Regions from separate parts of the Mus musculus genome. Here region 2 is linked to region 1. The links are chromatin loops, found by intact Hi-C in ENCODE. Cell type or tissue: left cerebral cortex. All regions are shown on one strand. Links, peaks and the distances in the headings refer to the core of each region. The heading gives the core; the rest is flanking DNA. Region 1 overlaps Tmem117 (transmembrane protein 117). Region 2 holds the start of Twf1 (twinfilin actin binding protein 1).

Region 1 (8,337 bases), core at 310-8,309:
GTGAAAGCACACACAATAGCCCAGCTTGTGAATGCTGAGCTGCGCTTCTCGGGGAACCCCTCTGTGCCGTGGTTGCTGGGAAGGCAACCAACTGCCTGTCTCACCTCTCTGTCCTCAGTCTCCCCAGGAAGAGACCTAGCATCTGAAGAGAGCAGCTGCCAGAGTCCATGACCCTTCCTCTCACGCCACTCTTGTACCCACCAATGGCTGATGCTCTGCGGGTGGTTAAGAGTTCAGACTGCACTCGAAGTCCTGGGTTCTATGATGAACAAACCCAGTCCCAGAGTCCCAGGGTAGGATGGAACTGTCCTGTAACCTGGCCTCTCCCCCATTTTCAACCTGCTTTTCCTTTTTCCTTTCCCAAGACCACTCTCCCAAACTTCCTGTTTTTCTCAGGTTGAGAAATGCTTCCCTCTAGACCAGTGGTTCTCAATGTATGGGTCACAACCCCTTGGAGAGGGTGTCAAATGACACCCTCACAGGGGTTGTCTGAGGCCATCTGAATACTGGATATTTACACTTTACTATAACAGTTAGCAAAATTACAGATATGAAGTAGCAACAAAAATAATTGTGTGGTTGTGGGTCACCACAGCATGAGGGACTGTGTGAAAGGGTCGCAGCATCCGGAAGGCTGAGAGCCACTGAGCTGGACTGGCGTGTTTGACTACTTGTTCTTTTGCTTATGGCGCTGTCCCGGGAGGCCGTGGAGCTTCACTGGAAGAAGTGTATCTATCACTAGGAGTAAGTCTTCAAATACTAGGAGTAGCCCCACTTCCCCTTCTCTCTGCTTCCTGACTGCACACAAAGTATGGCCAGCTTCCTCACACTCCTATCGCCTGCCGCGTCTTCCCATCATGATGGACTGTGTCCGTTCTAAAACTGTGAGCCAGTCTTTCCTTCTACCAGGTGCTTTGTCACAGCAAGGAGGAAATTAACTAGGACACCGGCAAACCCAACCTACAAGAAAGGCGAAAGAACCACACGTTGTTCTATGAAGATGTAAGTGGACTCATGGACCCAGTGTGTTTTGAAATGACGATTACAGTCTTCCCTCATCACCTCTCTCCTTGATGGCTGGAGGATGGCTCAGTGGGTAAAGCACTTGACATGCAAGCATGAGGTTGCAAATTTGTATCCTCAAACCCCACATAAAAGCATATGCAGCAAGTGCCCTTTATCCCCACCGGCCTCCCAGAAGACAGAGACTTGGGGGGGGATGGGGGAGGGGTGTCACATGGATCCCCAGAGCAAGCTGGATGGCTGAACTAGCCATGAGCAAACTCTGGGTTCAATTGAGACACCATCCATTGCATTGAGAGATCAAGCCTCAGTTGACTTAAAGAACAATGGATGAAGACCCTCCCCCACAGTGTCAATCTCTGACCTACACATGTATGAGAACACAAACAGAAACTACATGCACATGACACACACATACACGTGCAAAAATAAATCTCTCTTTTAAAAAAACAAACACACTGGGGGACTGGTGAGATGGCTCAGCGGTTAAGAGTACCGGCTGCTCTTCCAGAGGTCCTGGATTCAGTTCCCAGCAACCACATGGTGGCTCATAACCATCTATAGGGAAATCTGACGCCCTCTTTGGGCAGGTGGATATATATGCAGCAGAGCACTCAAACATTAAATAAATAAAATTTTTTTAAAATGTAGTGTGTGAAAGTGGAAAAACATAAACTGATTTCAAACGAATCTATGTCAGTCCTGCCTTAGTCCAGAACTTAGATGGCCATGAGCTACCTCATCTCTTTGACCCTGTCTCTTCACTACTAAACAGCACACACCCCATTATAGTTCTGTAATGATTTACAAAGGTAGCATGCACGTAGTCGGGGCTTCAGACGTATCAATGGGGTTTGGTCACTGGGCCATCAGTTTAATGCTGCCTTCCTTTATCATAGATCTGCATCTGTTCTCATGGGGCAGAGCCCTGATAATGGAGCTCGGGCAGCTACACACCAGAGGGTGTGGCTCAGTGATAAGGCTCAACATATACGAGGCACTGGTTTTGAACCTCAGCACCATAAAAATCAGTAAAATATATCCTGGAAATGTAGTTCAGTTGGGAAGTACTCTTCTAACACAAAGTCCTGAGTTCAGTCCCCTGCACTGCACGAGCCAGGTAAGGTGGCACACATCTAAATCACAGCACTTAGAGATGGAGACAAAAGAATCAGAAGGCAGAAGTCACCTCAGGTACACAGCCAGTTCCGGCCTGGACCACATGGGGCCATGTCTCAGAACAAATTAGCAAACAATTATCTGGTATAAGCAGGTACTAGTCTTTATATGGCATCAGACACCGAATAGGAACGCAACTATTTCCTGGGTAGTTGCAGCACCTCAAGTACAATGTGGGACTTATTACATTTAACATTTCACTTAGTCTTCCACACAGCTCTGTAATGCAGGTCTGATGGCTTTCTTGCAGATGTGCAGTTGACAACTCTCAGAGGAAGAAAATATTCCAGGGTGACACATCTAGCCAGGGACAGAACCAATACTTGAACTTCAATTTTCCACCTTTGGGGCCTTGTACACCGTGGTACCTTTTCATAGACTTGCCCAAAGAGAAACCATTCTTGACTTGCCAGTGATGCAAACCATATGGAACTGGGTTGGAGACCTTGGTCTTCACGGGACAGCTGAAGGGAAGCTCTGCCCAGCACAAGAGCTCAGCTCCAACAGTCTCACAGCTGCACGCCTTGGCTTCACACCCTGTCTCCATTGCAGCCTCAAGTAGCCTCAGTCTTTCCTGGGTTTGGGGGACACCCGGCCCTCAGCCTGAGCCTAAGTGGGGATTAGAACACATGCCAACCCTTCTACCTCAGGGCCTCGGCAGTGAGCCCAGCAAGCTGATGCTTTTCCAGTCATGTTCCTGTCACTCCAAAGCAGGGGTCCCTTCTCTGAGATGCTAGCTATGTTTCCAAGGCCGAAAGACACGTCACCAAGCACGCCAAACCTGTAGCTGAGCCTCTCGAAAGCCTCATTGTGCAAAACCCTGTGATTGCCACTCAGTTGTCTTCCGACCTTTGAATTTTTCATGATATTATCTCAACAAGCCGCACCGCTCTGTTTCAATCAGTTTCCTGGGAAATGGTGGAGACAGAAAACCTTCCTCCCCATCCCTCGGGTGCATTAAAACCATCACTCTCCAGGGACTATGAGCAGGATGTCAACTAGCATTCCCTCCCAGGAAACCTCTGAACGACTGGAGTCTAGTGCTGCCCAAGCAACGATGCTGCTTCCTGGTTCAAGGAAGAACGACAGCGGGTACATCCACTCAACCCAACCCCTCGCTAGAGTAGACTAGGGCTCTACATCTCTATGGTGCCAGAGCACAGTGCGGAGGGGACCCACAGCCTGTTGTCCCTGAAGCCCTCATGTTGACATGGGGCAGAGTTAACTTGTGCTCTAGTACCCAGTACCTGCCTGGACTAGGACCCACACACAAAGCTGATTGTTTACAGCTCAGGAGGACAGGTGGGTCCCTGCTCTCCAGGGACTGTGCTTGCTGCTAATCCACGGGGGTTTTCCAGTTCCCTGCTTTGTTCCTCAAGTGGGAAAACAAAACCAGCAGGAATGAGATCTGGCGCAGACGGCTGTCTGGAAGATCCCCTGAGCTCCCTACACAAGCCGAAGGCAGCTGTCACCTTTGGTCACAATACTGAATGGAGACCCTCTCCACAAAAGTTCTTATTGGACTGAACGCCACAGAAAACAGACTTCTGCTGATGCCAACAAGAACCAAACAACCATGAGCAAAAACAAATACCGTAGATCTAAAAGATGAATTGGAGAAAGAATAAAGAGATTTTTTTTTCACCTCATCAAGGAATTTATTTAATAAACAACGAGAGCAGTAAATGCAATATTAAACACAGCGCTCTAACAGTCTGTCACCACAGAGACGCTTATGAGTATACTTTAATTATTAAGCAGTTGATGATGTTTTCCTAAGAATGAAACACTTATTTCAGTCCTTTCCTGCTTGGGGAAGAAAGGGCTCCTTTTGCTATGGCCTGACTCGGACACTGTTCCCTCCCTGAGGGCGGGGCTGGCTGTCCAGTGCCTTCGTTTTTCTAGTCTTTCATCAAACCCTGATATTTGTGTTGTATTTTCCGCCAGAATGCTCTCTTGAATTTTAGGGAGGACTCAAAGAAGGTCGGAGGCACAAGTCAGGTACAATTTTAGAAGTGGGAGGCCAGGTCGGACACCCTGAGAGATAAGCAGCTGAGCCATCCCTTACAGGTACTCACAACTGCTCTGACCTCCTCTTGGGAAGGTGATAAAGGCTTTGGGGGAATTGTTAGCGAGCCGCCTCGATATCATACTTTTATTGATCTGGACTGAAGTAATCCAAATCACGAGAGACCTATTGTTGTCCACTTTAAGACCTCAGTAGTCCAGTAGTTATTTTGACAAGCTCTGAATAGGAAATGGGGTGTTGAAGAGGTAGGAATTGAGTAATTAATCTTTGTGTGTCCATATAACATAACTGTACAAGGACAAGAAACAAGAGACCCACAATCAGAAGCCTTCGGGCCATGTCTCCTTTCAAAAGCCATGTCTGCAAAATGACACTGTTACTTTCGGTTTGTGTTGTTTTCTGCTAAAACAGGGTCCCACTAAGCAATCCAGGCTGAACCTGCGCTTGCAGAAATCCTCCTGTCGCAGCATCTCCAATGCTGGAATTACATACATTTAAAATATAACTAGCTCTAAAATCAGTCCTTGGGAAAAAAAAAAAGTAACATGACTTTTTTTATACAGTACCTGTTCACAGTTATCTAAGGAAAATTACTTGTATGAATTAATAATATTTAAACCCCTGAGTTTCTCATAGGAAAACTGCAGAAATGTAGAACCCTCATTTTTATAATATATTTTTTAAACCTTAATTTTGAAAGGAAAACAAAAATTCAAATGAAAACCTGGCATTTTAACATCTCTACAGGAGGAGATTCATCCGAAAACTGGGATGAGACAGTTCCAAGAGAAGACACGGCAGAGAAGAGACTTTCTGTCCCAAAGAAAAAGGGATTTTCTTTTTCTTTCTCCACCGGACCCCCAAATGTCTACTACGCAGTCAGTCGAGAAAAACAGAATAAACTGCTATAGTTGTCACATTCCACAAGATGGCGCTCACCCTTAGGAAGAACGCCCCCTTCACATACATACTGAACTTAAACCAACTTTTTATAATGAAACCTCTTAGAGATGAACAAACCTTTGAAGTAGCTCTAAAGGAAATTTTAATGTCAGACATTAACAATTAATGTTTCCAGAAAGCGCAAGCCTCTTTAAGAGAAAAACCAGGCATACAATTAGGTAATTTGATAAATAAGGTCGAAGGGGCTAAAAACACTGTAGTGCTTATAGCTATTTATAGCCATGCCATGAGACTGAGACACAATGCAAATATGTAATTAAATGTTTGTAACAATCATACATTATGTTCTTAACAGCAACTGATACTGCATTTAGCCCAACGTGTCCAAAATATTAACATTTCTACCTGCAAGCAATGTAACAGCAAAGGTTCTCTGGTTCCCTGTGTGACTTTGCTGCACAGTTCACACCTGCAGGACTGTGTGGCAGCCACTTCATCCTACAGTGCACACCTGGAGAGTCTAGCCCGTGTCGGTCGACACCAAACCCAACATCTGACTGCTACAGTAAACATTCAGCCCGTACTCTTAGATCCCATAAAACATACCCACAAAAAATGTAAACAGACTTTCCCTGCTTGCAAAGCAGGCAAGCGGACAAACGCATTCTGTGTGCAGAGCATATGAAAATAACCACCCTTCCCTCTCTAATCTTTTAGTTAAATAACAGCCTATAAAATAAATCCTGGCCTTGTTTAATTGCAGCTGTCTTATTGACACTGTCAAGCACAAAATACATAATAGGAAAGTGTAACCGAACAAAGCCTACAAGCTCCCCTATGGAAAGTGGGCAGTATATCTCATGGACATGATACAGTAAGCAAGCAGCAGAGGGTCGGTTTAACCAACACTACAGATCTCACACCTCTCCACTGAACCAACTCACATAGATTTTCCTGACGAATAGACACAAAAGGTGATCTCCATTCTCATTTTATAACATTTAACTTATATATAAAGAAATAAAAGGAGCCACTTGTTGATACAAAAGAATTATTAAAACTGAAAGGGGTAGCTGTCTTATTCAGCTATACCGTCTTTAAAGTAGACAGGGCTTTTTTGTTTCGGTTTGGTTTGGTTTTGGAGGTTGTTTGTTTGTTTGTTTGTTTGTGTTTGTTTTGGAACAAAGGCACAAGTTTAAAAGAAAGATGTGTTTCTTTTGCAAGATGTGTTTGTGCAGAAGCAAAATGCCATCAGTGAGAAAGCACAGAACCAACACCCAGCCCGCCCTCCCTCCCTCCGTCCCTCCCTCCCTCCCTCCCCCTCTCCCCCAACCCTTGCTCACCCAGCCCGCCCTCCCTCCCTCCCTCTCTCCCTCCCTCCCTCCCTCACCCAGCCCTCTCTCTGGAAGACAGAAAGCTAGGGGTGGGGAGGGAGGGCTGTCTCTGAGTTTATGGGCCAATCTCCAGGGATCCTGCACCTGGGCTCAGGGCACCTCACTAACTGACTCTGAGCAAAGTCTTTGTGTGTATGTTTTGGGGGTAGGAGGTGGAAGGGTGAAGACTGTACTCCCAGAAGGAGTGGCACACACTTGCAATTCCTTACAACCCCCAAACAGCTGCAAACCTCACAACCCCACAAAACAGCTTTGACATTGGATTCCCGAGCTAAGGCGCACTGAGTCTTTTTGCACACAAAACAAAACATTAAAAAAAATCAAACTAGTTATAAACAAAAAGTTATTAGTTTTCTAATTGTAGGATAGCTCTGGTTTTATACATACCGTTCAAGTAAGAGAATGCCATCCAGGAAGGGCTGAAAATTAATTTTTAAAAAGACATGCTGACTGGGATGCTTGCTGCCAACCTAGACAGCTGGAGTCCGATCCCTGGGACACACATGGTAGGAGAGAACGAATTCACACGAAATTCCTCTGGCCTCGACATACATGCTATGGTGCACACGCACACATACACACAATTTTTTAAAAACAAGATGCAGCTTCCAAATTTGTAATTTATGGCAGCCTTTAATCATGCCAACTGTTTGATCTTCAGTTTGGAGACATAAGGAGAGGCATTGGGACTTCACTGTATAATGAAGTATAAGTGAGAAGCCGGTTTTCTGGAAGAAACGCTACAGACAGACTCCAGTGGTTTGAAGGAAGCTTTGATTTTTACTCTGACACAGGGCACATCTGTGCATCCCGATGCACACAGGTTTCTTTCCTAATGCCCACGTACTAAGCTTCATGTGGCACTGGGCTCGCCAGATGGAACTCTGTCATTCTGGCTGCAGTGAAGCCAGCCTCCTGGGGGCTGGGCAGTGGCTTCTGTAGCAGGGTGGCTCGGTGAGCCAGCAGCTCTCAATTATTCATGACAACACTGAGAGGCTAGGAGCAGGCTACCTCAAATGCAGAAAAAACTAATTAGCACTCATCTGGGTTGGATAAATCTGGGATGGATTAAACCGAGCCCATGTATAAACCATGCCAAGACAGAGTCTACAGGAAGGAGTCGGGCTCCTTAAAATACAATGCAGAACGGTCCAGAATCCAAACATGGCAGGCAAAGTGAGGAAGAGGCCTGGGGGGCGCCTCTCTCCGTTAAGCTGCACGCACTGGTGACTTCTCTCACAAGAGGACCTCTGTGTTTGCTCCTCTAGAATGGGGCCCGCTGTGGGGTAACTTGGAGAGTGAATTCCCTCTGGTCCAGCAAGCACAGGGCCTGACACACCACAGTAGGCTGCAGCCAAGGCCACAGTGGAAAACTGTTGACCATACATGTCTGGGTTCTAGGCCCAAATTGGAGTCTTTGAACTTTTAGCAGGCAGAGCAGGCCAACCAATGTTACAGTCGAGGCAGAAAATAAGAAAGAGATTGAAGGATGCATTTGGGGAAGAAATCCTACTGCAAATGGTCCCGAGTAAGTAACGGAGATTTAAAAAAAAAAAAAATGTACAAGCCAAACAACAGCACATGAGCTAAGCAAAGGGACTGACTTCCAGTATCTTAAAAGGAAGCAGGTCATTGTGGTCAGGATTCTAAGCAGCCAGGGCTTGGGCAGGCAAGCATGGGGATCTATGTAAAATCCAGCTTGCCTCTAACTCCATTACACACACGCTCGCGCGCGCACACACACACACACACACACACACACACAAACCTCTTGAGTTCCTGTCCTAAGTTTAAGCAAATCTCAAGGCT
Region 2 (8,337 bases), core at 302-8,301, 73 kb after region 1:
TATATACATATATGTGTATATACATATACATATATATATATATACACACATATGTGTATATACATATATATATATACCAATAGGTCAACAGACAAATATGACATGTATACATACATATATGGTAATATTTATATACATGACATACATATGTGTGTGTGTATGGCATATACACACCAATTGGTCAACAGACAAATATGACATATACATTTTTATGTGTGTATATGTATATACACACATATACATATATATTATACATATGGATCTTTTGCTTTTTTATGCTTTTAAAATTGAAGTGGAGGTTTGTTTGTTTGTGTTTTGAAGAAAGTCTAATTTCTGACATTTGGAAACCAGACCTGTTATCCTGAGCCTGAAGTCCCACTGGGGCATCAGTGAGCCAGAGCTGAACAGTAGATACCTCTTTTAAATAGAGCAGACCTGCACACATTTGGGTTTGTGACTTTAAATGCTTAGTTCTAACTACCAGCTATACCAGATCCTAAGTCTGTCTTCCAAGGGTGAGATCCCTCTCTGCTTTCATGGCCTTCCTGCTTTTGTGGCCTGGGGAAAGCAGCAGTCTGGCCCAGGCACCTTTGCACACACCTTTTCCTAGGAATTTGAAACTCGGCTTAAAGAAGCAATTTATTCTTTTTTACAACTAAATTACTTCCCAAGGATGTTTCAGTCTAAACAGTAAAAGTGTTTTGAAATAGACTTAGAAGGAAGTTCAAGGAACATCTTATTAGAGTTTGAGAGAAGAATAACAGGGCATGCGAGTTGTAAATTTCAGCCATTGCCAAGACAGACAAGAAAAAGGAGAGCTATGGTTTTTGAGTCACAGTTATGTCCACAAGCAGCTTCAGGAGGGGGGAGGTCTGGGGGACAGATGGCTAACTCTCCATCGTTCACCTGACCCACAGACACTGAAAGGAAAAAGAAGAGAGCCTGGAAGCTTTCTGCCTTTGAGCCTTGCTTAAATGTAAAGTGGAGGAAAGGAAAGTGGCCATTAGTGGGAAATGACAACCATAGAGTTGTCTTCTTGTAGGAGAGAGGCACTCACTGTGAGTTTATGGCTTCCTGATTCTCCTTGCACACAAGGTTGCAATGCAGGCTTTTGAGCATCTGTTCCTCCTTTCCACACAAGGAGGGTGTCCTTTTGTCAACACTTCTCCGTCTCCACTCTCCCTGAACAGTCCTGCAGGCAATCAGGCTCATCGGACACATTTGTAAGGTTCTGAGAAGAACAAATGTTCCCAGTCTAGCCTGATGTCACTGGACTCAACTGTGAGCCTCCAAATAATTTGGTAAATGTGCTTGTTAATGTTGCAATGTTTCATGATATTAAAAAACAAATGTGGGATTTTTTTTTTTTTTTTTTTTTTTTTTTTTTGAGAATGGGGAAGGGTAATAGAAGCTGAAAAGCCTAAGAGGTTCAAGAAAGAGAAGTCTCACAATTGTCTCTCCTTAGGATTAAAAATACTATGAGAGGCCTCAGGGGGTAGTGCATGCTTTAATTCCAGCACTCTGGAGACAGAGAGACAGAAGGAACTCTGTGAGTTCCAGGGCCAGACTGGTCTACAGAGCAAGCTCCAGGTCAGCCAGGACTACGCTGAGAAACCCTGTCTCAGTAACACAACAACAACATATAAAGAGGAGGCGATATCAGGACTCTGTTGAGGTCTCCGACCCTTGTAAATTTTACATAAACGACCGAGTCTGCAGAAAGAAAAGGCAAGGACTTGCTGGGGGATGACATGCAGGAACCAAACCTAATTGGGCTTTCTTCTTCTCAGGCTAAACACACAATGGTCCTTTCTAAGCATGGATATAGGAAAAAAAAATTTTTAAGTGTCATCAGTATTTTTTTTTAAGTAGTGTCAGCTTCTGTAATCAACAGGACATGAATCAGCTAAAAACCCTGCAAGCAAACCCTACAATTTTCCCCTTGTGCAACAACAGTTCAGTTAAAACTGGTAAATCAGGCTGGACCATTACGCCGCTGGGAAGACCGTGTTGGAATGGAACACCTCCCAAGGAAGTCCCCAAACCCAGATTTTATGGGGCTAATCCATGGTGTGAAGATCTGTTAAAGGAACCGAGTTGAGATCACAAGCACCAGCACACAGCATTTTTTTTTCCCTTATGGTCTCCACAAAGAAAAGCAGTTGCAGGCCTATTTAGTGGCTTATTTAAAATGCTTTATACTCGAAGAGGGACTCCATACCTTGTCATTATGTCATTTGCCTGAATCGAGTTTGAATATAAAAAAATAAATATATTTATTAGTCCAAGGCTTTAAAATCTAGAGCTAGAGTTCTACTTAGAAAACATACATAAAAATAAACAATAGAATAAACTTTCACAGGGGAATGCATGCCGATAAAAGTGTACAGTGAGAAAGAACGGTAACTCCTGTCTGCTGTTTCCATACAAATGTATTGCATCCAGGTAACTACGAACACACATTTGACTTGAAGCAATCAAAGGCTAACCTAAAGCAAAGCTCTGTTAATGGTTTCCAAGGGTAGAGCTGACCACAGAGAGATATTCAGGTCAGCTCAATGGCTCAGTGGTTTCACACTCAGTTCTTTGGGGGAACCAGAGAAAGGACAATGAGGTCTCTTAAAGTGCTATGAGCTGAAATTTCCAGAAAAAAAAAAAAGCCACCCCAAACCTGTTCAAGACTCAAAAAGGTTGCCTAGCTGATTAGAAGTGCCTGATTGTGTAGGACTGTGGTGTAGGTCCTAAGCTGAATTATCTTGGGCCATCCCAGTTACTAGCCACTTCTGAGTCCATCCTTGGAAATGTACAGACCACTTAGCTTCTCCCATTGAAAGGTTAAAGATGCCCTCTTCAGATAATATCTGAACCAGTAGCAGAAATTTCGCCACTTTGGGTATAGCCCCATGTCCCCACCAAATATATTTTAAAGATGATTTGTGATTTTCTTTTGTTCTGGTACTAAAAAAAAAATTCATAAGTCTGTTACCAAGTTGAAACATGATATTTGGGATGGGGTGTCACCTGAATTAGTGCCTCCTCCCCGCCTGATAGGGCACATATTTGATTTCAGAATAGACTTTTTTTTCTCTTTTTTGAGGTGAGAACAGTGGTTTTGTGTGATAGTGACCAATTGAAAAGTGAACAGCTTGAGATTCAAATCACGGGGAAAATAATGGAGAACTCTACAGTCTCTTATTTTAAAGTGGGCCAGGAGTGGTCTTGAGCCCCATCTTGCTTTGCAAATGTTTAACTGTTTTATCTTTCGCCTTAAAATGGTCTTTTCTTTACAGCAAAGGATATGTCTTTCATGTAGAAAGCGTTTGTTTCGGAAAATGGCCATTTTTCCCTCTAAAGCATTTTGATGAGGTGTGTCGCTGCGGCGTGTGATAGACACACAGCCCACTGCCAGAAGGTGCATCCTGGACAGAAACAGCAGCGGGGGGGGGGGGGGGGGGGGCAAGGGGGGGTGATTGCCGGGAAAGGGCATGGCCAATGGCTTAAGGGGCGGGGCTTGTGACGACAATGAAAGTAGCCAGTGAAAGAACAGGGGGCGGGATCCTAGGCGGGGTCTATGTCGCGCTGGAGAGCGGGGCTGGTGCTGGGGGCGGGGCTGAGAGTCGCGGGCCGATGACGCACAGGCGGAGCCGCTACTTCCTGGATCCGCCGGCCGGGGCCGCTACCGCACCCTGCGCCGGAGCCGGGAGCCTGGGGCCGCCGCCATGTCCCACCAGACAGGCATCCAAGGTAACGGCGCCACGGGGCAGGGGCTCCCGGGAGGCTGCGGGCCGGAACGCTGGAGGCGCGCACGGCATTGGAGCTGCTCTGGGTGCGACGGCCCCGACTGTGTCCCTCGCGGCCCTCCCCGGCGGCCGCCACGTAACAGGCCGGTGGTGGCTGCCAGAGAACCGAGGATGTGAGGATGTCCCGGGCGACCCCGCTGCATCCCGGCCCCCGTGCCGAGAGCAGGAAGACCGAAGCTGGCTGGGCTCCTGCCGCCGGCCAGCCGAGCGACTTTTTCCTCGGGACCCGCCAAAGGAGATTGCTCCAGCACTCAGATCGTTTGAAAACCAAACAGCTCCCACCGCTGTAGGCTGCCTCCCGAACTCCCCGGATTTTTCTCTCAGAACGCGGGTGTGCCTTCCTTCCGGAGAAATCCCGAGTAGGGAGTGTTTTTCCATCTTTGGATGCTTGCACCCCAGGCAGCTGCAAAGTCTGATCTGTGTAGCTGCACCTCATGAACCCCGTGGAGACAGTCGAATGTGCAGTTTACTTGTGTATCTTACTCGCCGTTTATTATTTCCTGGTTGGAAAATAGGCAACTTGGACGTACTCAACCTCCTACGGAATCAAATAATATATCCCGGGGTTATTTAACGAGTTCTAATATAAACTAGAGCACTTCCCGTAATAGTTAACCGAGCCTTTCCCCCGGGTGACCACTTAATAACTTGTTTTGTGTTTTAAGGGTTTTTGACACTACCACTTAATTCTGTGCACATGCAGGCAAAAATAGTCTCCGATCTAACAACACTTAATCTCCCCCGTGTTACTTATGACATTTAAATATATCAAAATTATTGTTTAATGTTTGAGCCTTTTATATAACAAGACATAAATATTAGTCTTGCTTGGCAATCAACAACACAAGACCGAATTTGAAGCAATGATGACTACACAAGGGATAGGTTATTAAATGTTTATTTCCTGGGTGGCTTCTATAACTTTTTACAAAGAGATGCAAGAAAAATGTAAGATCTAGTGTATTTTACAGGTTTTTTCTTTAATCAGTATATGAGATTTGATCCTGTTGTTCTTGATGGACAGATACAGGACATGATTTGATGAAGGAGCACACATCACAAACTTAAAATTGGACTATTAGAAGCAACTTGTTAACATTTTCAAACATGGAGCAATTTGTCTGTTACTGGGTTTGACTGAAAGCATTCACCCTAGTGTTACTTCTGCTACTGAGTTCTGTGGCTAAAATGTTGAAGTTCCTGTACTTCTAAATGCTAGTATTTAGTTTTTGCTCCTCGCCAAGGCCGGTATTTTATGCTTCTGTTTTATAGTAACAATAAGAAGGGCCTGTATGCTCCACATGTTTCTTTAATTTATGTTTTCTTTAGGTGAATACAAACTAAACTACTTCTAGGTTTAAACACTTTTTCCCTTTATCATTTTCCACAGCAAGCGAAGATGTCAAAGAGATCTTTGCCCGAGCCAGAAACGGGAAATACAGACTTCTGAAAATATCTATCGAAAATGGTTAGTTAACAGTTTTAAGATACTCTGTGCCCCTGGAGGGTTAGCTGTTACAGTTTCAGGTTTCCAAGCCTTATGAGTAATTTGAACTATTAATCAGCATGAAGCAAGTTCAGAGCTTGCCTTTCAGCCTGTTTTCCTTTTAAACTGGGGGCGGCCATTGCGGAGACAGCAGGTGCTTTCTGGTGTGGAGGCTTCACCTGTTGTGTGTTTTTCTGCAGCACAATCTATGTCTAATGTCAGTGCTTCTAGAATGAAAATCAGTAGCTGGGCATTTATTGAAAACAAAACTAATTATTTTGTGAGTTGTTCAATGAGCTGTGTTTTGAAGTAGAAACATTTGAGATACTTGTTTGTTTATTGCTTGATTGGATCATACAGAGATCCTTTCTTGTTTGCAAACGTTCTGAGAAAATGGCAAATTATAAATTGACTCCTTAATGTTAATTTTATGAACAGGGAAACTGGCTGAGTGGCTATATCTGATAGGAGATGGATTTGAAGAAACTGTTAATAACTCGATGTTGAAATGAATGTGCTGAAAATATTCTGTTGGCCTCAAATACCCTAAGACATTTTGTTTTGGAAAAATAACTTGTTTTTTTTCATAAACTGGAAATAAACTAAGTTTGTTTTCCATTTTCTGCTTATATATTTAACTGTGAAACTAGTTTAGGAAATCTTAAAGTCTGTAGGAACAAATGTATATACTTCAAAGCAGCTAAAATTGTGACGGTCAGTAAGCAAAATGGAAAGATAAAATGTATCTAATTCATACTTTAGGAAGAAAATTTCTATTTCTTAAATATTTTCCAATTGTTTTTTTAATCTTGAGAAAATTGTTAAACTAGTAAGTTTCAGAGAATGGAAACATAAATACCCACCTCTTAACTTAATGACCTAGTACTTTATAGTTTGTTCCAGACCTTGTTAACTGTTACTGTCTCTCTAATGAAGGACAGCTTTGACAGCTGTACTTTTCTTTTCGTGGAGCATCTACAGTTGGAAAGATAGATAGAGACACACACACACACATATATAAAATCCATCATCTTTAGCACATAATGCTGTTTTTAAGTTCATATAAAGTGCATATTGTTATATTCTTGATCTTTATTTCTGGGATTTCTGGTGGATTTGTGTTGCTAGCATATGATGACTTTAAAACACAAACAGTATTTTTATGTGACTGTACCACGGCGTGTTCTCTTACGGGGAAGGTGGAAGCTGTCGTGGGTTTGCCCTGTTGCTGTGTCGTGCTGAAGTGCATGTCTGTCTGTGGGGACAGACAGCTGCCTGGGAAAACACCCTTCATAATCTTACATAGTTCTACAAGACAGCACTTGAAGCGTGTGGCGACTCGCAGTTGTAGTTTGTGTTCAGGCAACAGTTAAACCGAGTAGTGTTGTTAGTAGGAGCTGAAGCTTGCTTTGTAGTTCTTTATAATTTAATAATTAATTTCAAGAATTACAGTTTTGAGTCATAAATGAAGTTGTATATATGGTATAAAATTTTATATCTCTATATGTGATCATTTTCAACATTTTAACAAATAGAACTCTGCTTGACCTCTACTTGAACATTTAACTGCACTGTTACTATAGGAGTTGAGACCTACGTCACTCTTCTTGTCTTCATTAGTTTAGCGTCCGATACGACACTGCATTCATCTGTTTCAAATTCTCCTTTCATAGAGCAACTGGTGGTTGGCTCCTGTAGTCCACCTTCAGACTCCTGGGAACAGGACTACGACTCCTTTGTCTTGCCCCTGCTGGAGGACAAGCAGCCGTGCTATGTATTATTCAGGTTAGACTCTCAGAATGCCCAGGGATATGAATGGATATTCATTGCATGGTCTCCAGATCATTCTCATGTGAGTAATTTTTTTGTAGTTTTGGTTTGCTTGTTTGTTTGTTTGTTTGTTTGTTTGGCGTTAAATGCTAGGAAGAATTTTTTTTTAATGAAGTATTTTCAGGCTAAAGGAAGGGTTAGAAGCGGCAGTCTTTTCCCATAGAGGGATAATCTTTCCCCCCAAACACACAAACATCTGATAGTAGACGGAAATACAGCAAAAGGTGGAATTGGATGTGAATGTTGCTCGGTATTTTAAAGAATCTGGGGTTTATGATAAGAAGCTGACTTTTTAATACCATCTAGATATTCTGAAAAGATTACCTGATTTTCATTCTGTCTGGAAGAAATAGCAGATTTCCCTGTTTGGAATTATGAAATCGTTTGTGCTAATTAATCGTGACCCCTGAGAGCTTCTCCGGCTCCTCACTAATCGAGCACATGTCCATCCCAGTGTTGCTCCCCCAGCAGCATCCGCCATCCCGAGCCCAGGAACACGTGATGCTTACCCAGTAGCTTTGAGTCAAATAGCACGGCAAAGGCTGCTTTGTATTGATCCCCCTCGTAGTTTCAAACAGTACTTTAGGCTATTCTTTATTCTAACAGCCAGTTTTGTACTTTGTAAAGCCAGGAGCTTATTTTGTATTTTAAACAAGCATCCTACATAATTTAAGACCTACCGTAACGGTTATTAATGGTTTAGACACCCATTTTACAGCTGTCAGTGTCAGCCTGATCTGTTTAAGTACTGAAGATTTTAATACATCCGTGCTTTTATAATGGTATATTTTATAAAATTAATACTGTTAACATCTAAAACCTTCACAATTGCATAGGTACGTCAGAAAATGCTGTATGCGGCAACAAGAGCGACTCTGAAGAAAGAATTTGGAGGTGGCCACATTAAAGATGAAGTGTTTGGAACAGTAAAGGTGCAAAACTTATATTTATTTTAAAAACCTTACATTTATATGTGTTTTTTTATGTTTCAAAACAAAAATAAACCAAAGCTGGTGAAGCCTGGCGTGGTGAGCCAAACCTGTTGTAATCACAGCATGTGGGAGGGAGGGAGGGAGGCAACACACTCTGAGGGTGGGAGCAGCCTGGTCTACAGACTGAGTTCCAGGACAGCCAGTGCTGCACAGAGAGACCCTATCTCAGAATAACAAAAGGGGAAAGGTGAAAGAAGATAGATAGGGGTTTCAGTGTCCCGGTCTATAA

What was found. Hi-C counts contacts between places; a loop is a spot of excess contacts. Peaks named below come from ENCODE experiments on the same cell type or tissue, not always from the same donor. Only the 100,000 strongest peaks of a DNase experiment are listed, where the experiment ranks them.
Region 2: a loop joins it to region 1, with 2.9 times the contacts of the local background. A loop is called at or near these places in 3 of 42 quality-filtered maps.

The regions. Positions count from the first base shown.
Region 1 is chr15:94,658,436-94,666,772 of GRCm38, reverse strand. The region is part of intron 2 of Tmem117 (transmembrane protein 117); the gene reads right to left. Among named protein-coding and RNA genes, the nearest start is that of Gm25546, 19 kb to the left of the region's middle. In left cerebral cortex, for the core only: a CTCF peak has its summit at 5,157 (motif pointing right); DNase peaks (open chromatin) are centred at 5,177 and 7,437.
Region 2 is chr15:94,585,159-94,593,495 of GRCm38, reverse strand. It overlaps Twf1 (twinfilin actin binding protein 1), which reads left to right and starts at 3,672. Exons shown (of 9, transcript NM_008971.4): 1 at 3,672-3,744; 2 at 5,191-5,268; 3 at 6,960-7,138; 4 at 7,953-8,048. The coding sequence starts at 3,720. In left cerebral cortex, for the core only: a CTCF peak has its summit at 3,690; a DNase peak (open chromatin) is centred at 3,590; H3K4me3 peaks cover 1,736 bases; H3K27ac peaks cover 916 bases.